Regions from separate parts of the Homo sapiens genome. Here region 2 is linked to region 1. Evidence: chromatin loops called from intact Hi-C (ENCODE). Cell type or tissue: A673. All regions are shown on one strand. Each heading gives the region's core, and the rest is flanking DNA. Links, peaks and the distances in the headings are about the cores only. Region 1 has its middle 8.3 kb from the start of FGF14-AS2. Region 2 has its middle 41 kb from the start of TPP2.

Evidence for each region. Hi-C counts contacts between places; a loop is a spot of excess contacts. Peaks named below come from ENCODE experiments on the same cell type or tissue, not always from the same donor. Only the 100,000 strongest peaks of a DNase experiment are listed, where the experiment ranks them.
Region 2: a loop joins it to region 1, with 4 times the contacts of the local background. A loop is called at or near these places in 5 of 110 quality-filtered maps.

The regions. Positions count from the first base shown.
Region 1 is chr13:102,401,379-102,404,300 of GRCh38, forward strand. It overlaps a transcript of FGF14 not described here. Among named protein-coding and RNA genes, the nearest start is that of FGF14-AS2, 8.3 kb to the left of the region's middle. In A673, for the core only: a CTCF peak has its summit at 1,187; a DNase peak (open chromatin) is centred at 1,103; H3K4me3 peaks cover 852 bases; H3K27ac peaks cover 836 bases.
Region 2 is chr13:102,554,457-102,557,378 of GRCh38, forward strand. No RefSeq gene overlaps it. Among named protein-coding and RNA genes, the nearest start is that of TPP2, 41 kb to the right of the region's middle. In A673, for the core only: a CTCF peak has its summit at 1,697 (motif pointing left); a DNase peak (open chromatin) is centred at 1,685; H3K4me3 peaks cover 790 bases.

The DNA.
Region 1 (2,922 bases), core at 238-2,737:
CCTTCCTGCATAGCAGAACTGCAGATCTAGCTCGATGAGCAACAGACAGGTTATTATGAGGAAAAACATAACATGATGCATGTTTCGCTTACCAGTTGGGTTCTTGTTTTTCTTAAGACTCTTGCCACAAAGACACTGCAGCATATGCGTTCCTTTGCTGAAAATGTTCCAAAGAAACCACATTGATTTGGGCGAAAAGCAATCCAGCAGCTTAGACACCCTGAGAAAGAAGAGATCCTTGTGGTTGCATAATAATAATTTGAAATCAGTTCTCCTGAAGAGGGGCACCGGTTTTACCATAGGAAAAACGATAATATTCCGGATCTTCTCCCAGTTTTTTCCCCTCACGTGGTATATTTCTTTGAGACTTCTCAGTGATTGTTTGTTTTCGGCCAGGGTGAATGATTTATCCCCCCTCGATCACCACCGGATTATTACCAAAGGGTTGGAGAAAAAATCCTTTTTCAGCATGAAGCCAAACAGAAAAGCAAAGAGATCCCAACTGAGATCAAAACTAATCAGGGAGAACAGTAATGCACAAAAGATCCCCAAAGAGAAAACCATAGCCTTTTTACTTGATCGCTATGAGGATGGGTGGATCTGCAGAAGGCAAAGCAGGATTCATCTTACTGAGAGAAGACTGCCATTGTGTAGCCCCTAGGAGAGAAGGAAAAAAAAAAAAAGAGGAAAGAAAGAAAGAAAAAAGAAAAAAAAAGAAAAAAAAACACCACCACACACACTCACACACCAATACCACCTCCGAGATTGAGTCTGACAGCCGAAGACAGAGCCTCCCTTCTCCCAGTGTCGATTTTTTTTTATAATCAATCGCCAGTGCTCAGTGGGATCGGTTTGAACCTGCAGTTCTCAATCACCACGAAGAAAAGATGCAAATTTAGGTGCCCCCTCCCCTTGTCAGTCTTGTAGTAGGTAGAGAGCGCCACAAATCCCCTTCCTCCTTCCTCTCACTCTTCCAGTTTCCAACAACCGTGAGCATGAGGAAAATCTCCCCTCCGGATTCCTCGCCCAGCCTCGGATGTGAGTTACAGGCATTAGAGGGAGGAGGAGGAGGAGTTGAAGTTTGCATTGAAAAGACTGGCTTTCCATGACGTAGCCACGTGCTTTCAGACCCGTCACCAGTGAGATGCTTCAACCAGCCCAGGGAGGGCAGTGTCACTGCAGTCTCTCTGCTAGGGCCCCTCCTGAAGTCTCCCCACCCGCCAGCTCCAGCCCCAGCCCCAAACCCAGACCCAACGCGCGACCCTCTCCCTCCTCCGCCAAGCGCCAGTCAGCCTGCTGTTTGCTCTTGGAGCCAATCTGACAGCCTTCTATTAAAAGTGAATTTTGAAAAGTAAAAATTAAAAATTATAATGAGTAAACCTTAGAAAATGCATGTTGGGAGGTTGGAGGTGGGGGGGAAATAAAGAGAAAAATGGGTTTAATGCTTCTCCACCCAGCCAAAATCAGTTCCACCTTCACATTTTCAAAAGCAGCATATAATGCACCTAAAACATTAAGGAAAACTCAAGTTCCTTTAATTCTTATTATTGGACTCCTACTTGAGGGGCTGTTTGAAAAATGTAAACTAGATATATAACAGATATTACCAGAAACCGCCTCTTAAAAGGACAACCACTAAAATCTAGGTGGCAAACTGTACTTTTGTGGGGAGGGTCATGTATACATGAGAAAATGTATGCCTTTTATAGACAACACGTTACCTTTAAATAATTGTGCAGAAAGTCCCTGCTTAAATCACGCCCTAATTCTTTGCATGTTTCTGCACTCATTAATTGAGCTAACATTAAATTCACCCTCATTTACTTCTCATCTGCACATCTCACCTACACTAATCCAACCTAACAAAACAGGCAAGTTTTCTATTTTCACCAACATATAACCCAGCTTCCTACTTGCCCAGAAAAATCAAAGGATTTCAGACCAAGCTGTTATTTTATTTTATTCTACTTGGAGGAAAATACAATGTGCAAAGTGATACAAACAATTACAAAAAATAATATAACAAACTCCAGAGTACCCGCTACTCAAAAGTAACTTAGCATTTCATCATATTTTTGAGATAAGGATTTTAAAGAAGTAAAACTGACCACTCCCATTCTCTGTAGGTAAATGAATTAAACTTATGCCAGCTTATTTCTATTTTTATAGGTAAACTGACATAAAAATTTTAACTCTAATTTAAATATATATATTTAGAAGTTTCTTCATAATTTCAAAAAAATTAAAACTACTGCCTCTACTGCATGGTATATAAACTTAGATGTCGATTTATATAGTTGAGGATTGATGGAAAAGACTGATTTGATTTTAAAAGTTGATTTAAAGAAAATCGACTAACTCCTTGATTATCAGTTGTCAAAAAACAAAAAATGGAATAAACATCTTTACCACTTTTAGAGTTTTCTATTAGTTAGGATGCTAAAATTAGCATTGATATCCTGACCTTCTGGGAAACATCAGTCAATTCTAGGTAAGATAGAAGAATTTAAAACCAGTAAATCCCATAAAGGTTAAGACATTGGAAAGCTATATCATGATGGCCTTGATGTGTCAAAAGGATCATGTCATACAGCTTTTAAAAATTACTACAATTTAAATATGGTCTAAAAAGGTTTGTGAGGTAAAGAAATAGAGAATACTAAAAGTACCTGAATGTAATGCCAGTGACTTACTAAGAAGAAACAGACTGAAAAAAAAAAAAATGAAGAGTGGAATTCTTTTTGAAAGAGGAAAAATGGAATAGCATGGCCAAATAATTAGAAAATAATTTTTATATCAATCAGAGACAGATACCATATGCTGCTTCTATAACATGTTGGTGTCTCCTAGGGGGTTCCAGAATATCCCAATATATTATCACTGGGCAAATGCCAGAGAAATAGCTGAAATATAAATAGGCCT
Region 2 (2,922 bases), core at 144-2,643, 150 kb after region 1:
AGAAAGGTGATTGCATCTCATACGTTGTTGATGGGAATACAACATGACACAATCTCTATGGGGGAAATTTTGCAATGTTTCCAAAATTAAAAATGTACTTTCACTTTAACCAAGAAATCCCATAGCTAGTAATTTATTCTACAAATATCCTTGCACATGTGCAAAATAACATGTTACAAGATTACTCATTACTGCATAGCTTGTGATGATAAAAATTTGATAGCAACAAAAATGTTCCTCATTAGAGGATTGTTTAAACCAGGGATTTTCAACCAGGAGTGATTTATTTTTGGTTGTCACAACTGGAGAGAGGGAAACTTACGGCATCTAGTGGGTAAAGGCCAGGGATCCTGCTAAGCATCCTATATTGCACAGGACAACCTCCACGACAAAAATTATCTAGCCTTAATTCTCACTAGAACTGAGGGTGAGAAATCTTGGGTTAAACAATCATTCACACAATGGAATATTACGCAGCCATTAAAAACAGAATAGGAATACTTTCTGTGTACAGATATTAAAAGATCTTTGTAATACATTAAGTGAAAAAAAAAAGGTCAGGGATGGTTTACCTGTTAACTTTTGAGAAAGAAAGAAAGAGAGAAAGAAAGAAAAGAAAGAAAGAAAGAGAAAGAAGAAAGAAAGAGAGAGAGAGAGAAAGAAAAAGAAGGAAGGAAGGAAGGAAAAAGAAAGAAAGCAAGCAAGAAAGGAAAATGTGTGTGTGTGTGTGCGCACGCACACGTGAGCGTACACTCTGTCTGCAAAAAGAAACCCTAAAATGATACACGGGGAATTAGTGAAGATGATACCAAATGGGGATTGATTGGACTGGGAGTGCGGGCTGGATGGAGACATAAGTAGAAGCTATCATTCTAATTTGGAATCACGTGTCCTTATTACTGATTCAAATCAATGCATAAAGATTTAGGGCACAAAAATAAATAAGACATGTGAGGTCTTTGAGAATAAAGGGATTATATCTTATTTATCTTCGCGTCCCAATTATCTGGCATTATGCTTGCCCTGAAAGAGACACTTAAATATTCATTAAAAGAATTGAGGCAGGGCACAGTGGCTCACGCCTGTAATCCCAGCATTTTGGGAAGTTGAGGCGGGAAGACTGCTTGGGGCCAGGAGTACGAGACCAGCCTGGGCAACGTAACAAGACCCTGTTTCTAAAACTAACAAACAAACAAACAAACAAGAACTAAATTCAAGCCAGTAGCTTTCACATTACTAATTACCTATGCATTCATGAGCATTGGGCTAGTTAAAAAACAAATGAAAAAATAACTTATTCCCTTTGGCCTCATGGAGGTTACAGTCTGGTATAGAAATAAACACATAAGACAGTTAACAATCCAATTATTTGGGTGATTTCATGAAAAAACTGAATTTTACTCTATAGATTTTCAGAAAAATGAAAATGAGCTAAATTAAGCTGTGAGCCAATTTATCAACTGCTCCTTTCATTGAACATGCAAATTCGTTCTTTGTTAATTTACGAAGACATCTGACTTTGATTCACAGGTTTACTATTTCAGTTAGTGGATTGAAGCATAGAATTAAAACAGTGACATCACAACAAACTCCACTAGACAAGACAAAACAAATTAGCTGCCGCTGATTCACTTGAAGTTTAACATCATCTGTCCAGGAAAATGTCACTCAGAACTGAGAGATTGCTGCCCCCAAGAGGCTAATCAAAAAACTCCAAAATAAAAAGGATGAGGTTCAAGAGCTAGGAGACGGCAATTGAGAAGAGAAGACGTGGGCTGGAGCTTTTTTTAGAAGAAAGTGAGACTTGAGCCCCAAATTCTAGAAGAAAAAGAGGAGAAGATTGGAGCTCCTAAGAGTAGAGATGAATTTGTAGCAAGGGAAAGATAAGAGAGTGAGCATCCAATAAACATCAACGGCAGCTGCTTTAGGGAGACTTCTTAGAAGTTTTTACTTTTTTCCTATTTCTGCCCTGTATTTCCCCATAACTGCTTATGGTTAAAAATCACTAAACATGCTTAAAGAGTTCCATGCCTATATCAATTATTTGGGAAAAGCTGTAGATTTTAAAAGAGTAGATTTTATTCTACTCAGCAGTAGGCCAGAGGAAAGAACCCCCCGTCGGAATCAACTATTAATTGCAGTGGAAATGAAAGCCTGCAAACAAAATCACTGCTCCTCAAAACTCTCCGTGAAGTAGCAGGCAGAAGGAAGAGACTCTGGAGCCCAGGGTCTAATCCAGCCAAAGATGGTGAAGTGCCCCTCCAAAGCAGTTTGCTCCCCAAACCCTTGGGATCTCTTTCAAGACCTTAAGCCCCTACCTCATCAGAGATCCTACCAAGAAATCCTGCCAAGAAGAACTCACTTGGTTTCCAGAGATCGGGAGCTTAAGTTCCCAAACTCTGCTGCCCCAACTGGGGAGAATATTTTCAACATAAGTTAAGTTGGAATTCATATGTGGACATTTATCTATGGCTGCATATGTTGTTGTACAGGTAGGTTAAATAAACATATGGGAGGTTTGGTTTCTCTGTTCAGATTTCAAATTGCTGACTTGCAGAAATTTCTGAGGAAGCAGAATAGCCTGGTAGAAAGGCTTGCGACTTTGACGTCAAAGAGACAGTAAATTTCAATTATGATTCTGCCCTATATTTGCTGTCAGTTAACTTATCTGAATGTCAGCTTCCTTATTTATAAAATACAGATATATTTTATACAGATACAGTATAAAATGTAGATCTATATTTATAATATATAATATATATTTATATATCTATAGATACCATGTATATATGTAATATAAATATATTTATGTATTTATAGATATATATTTTATATTATATATGTATTATACATATATAATGTATGTAATATACATATATTATCTATAGATATATATTTTATATATGTAATATAAATATATAT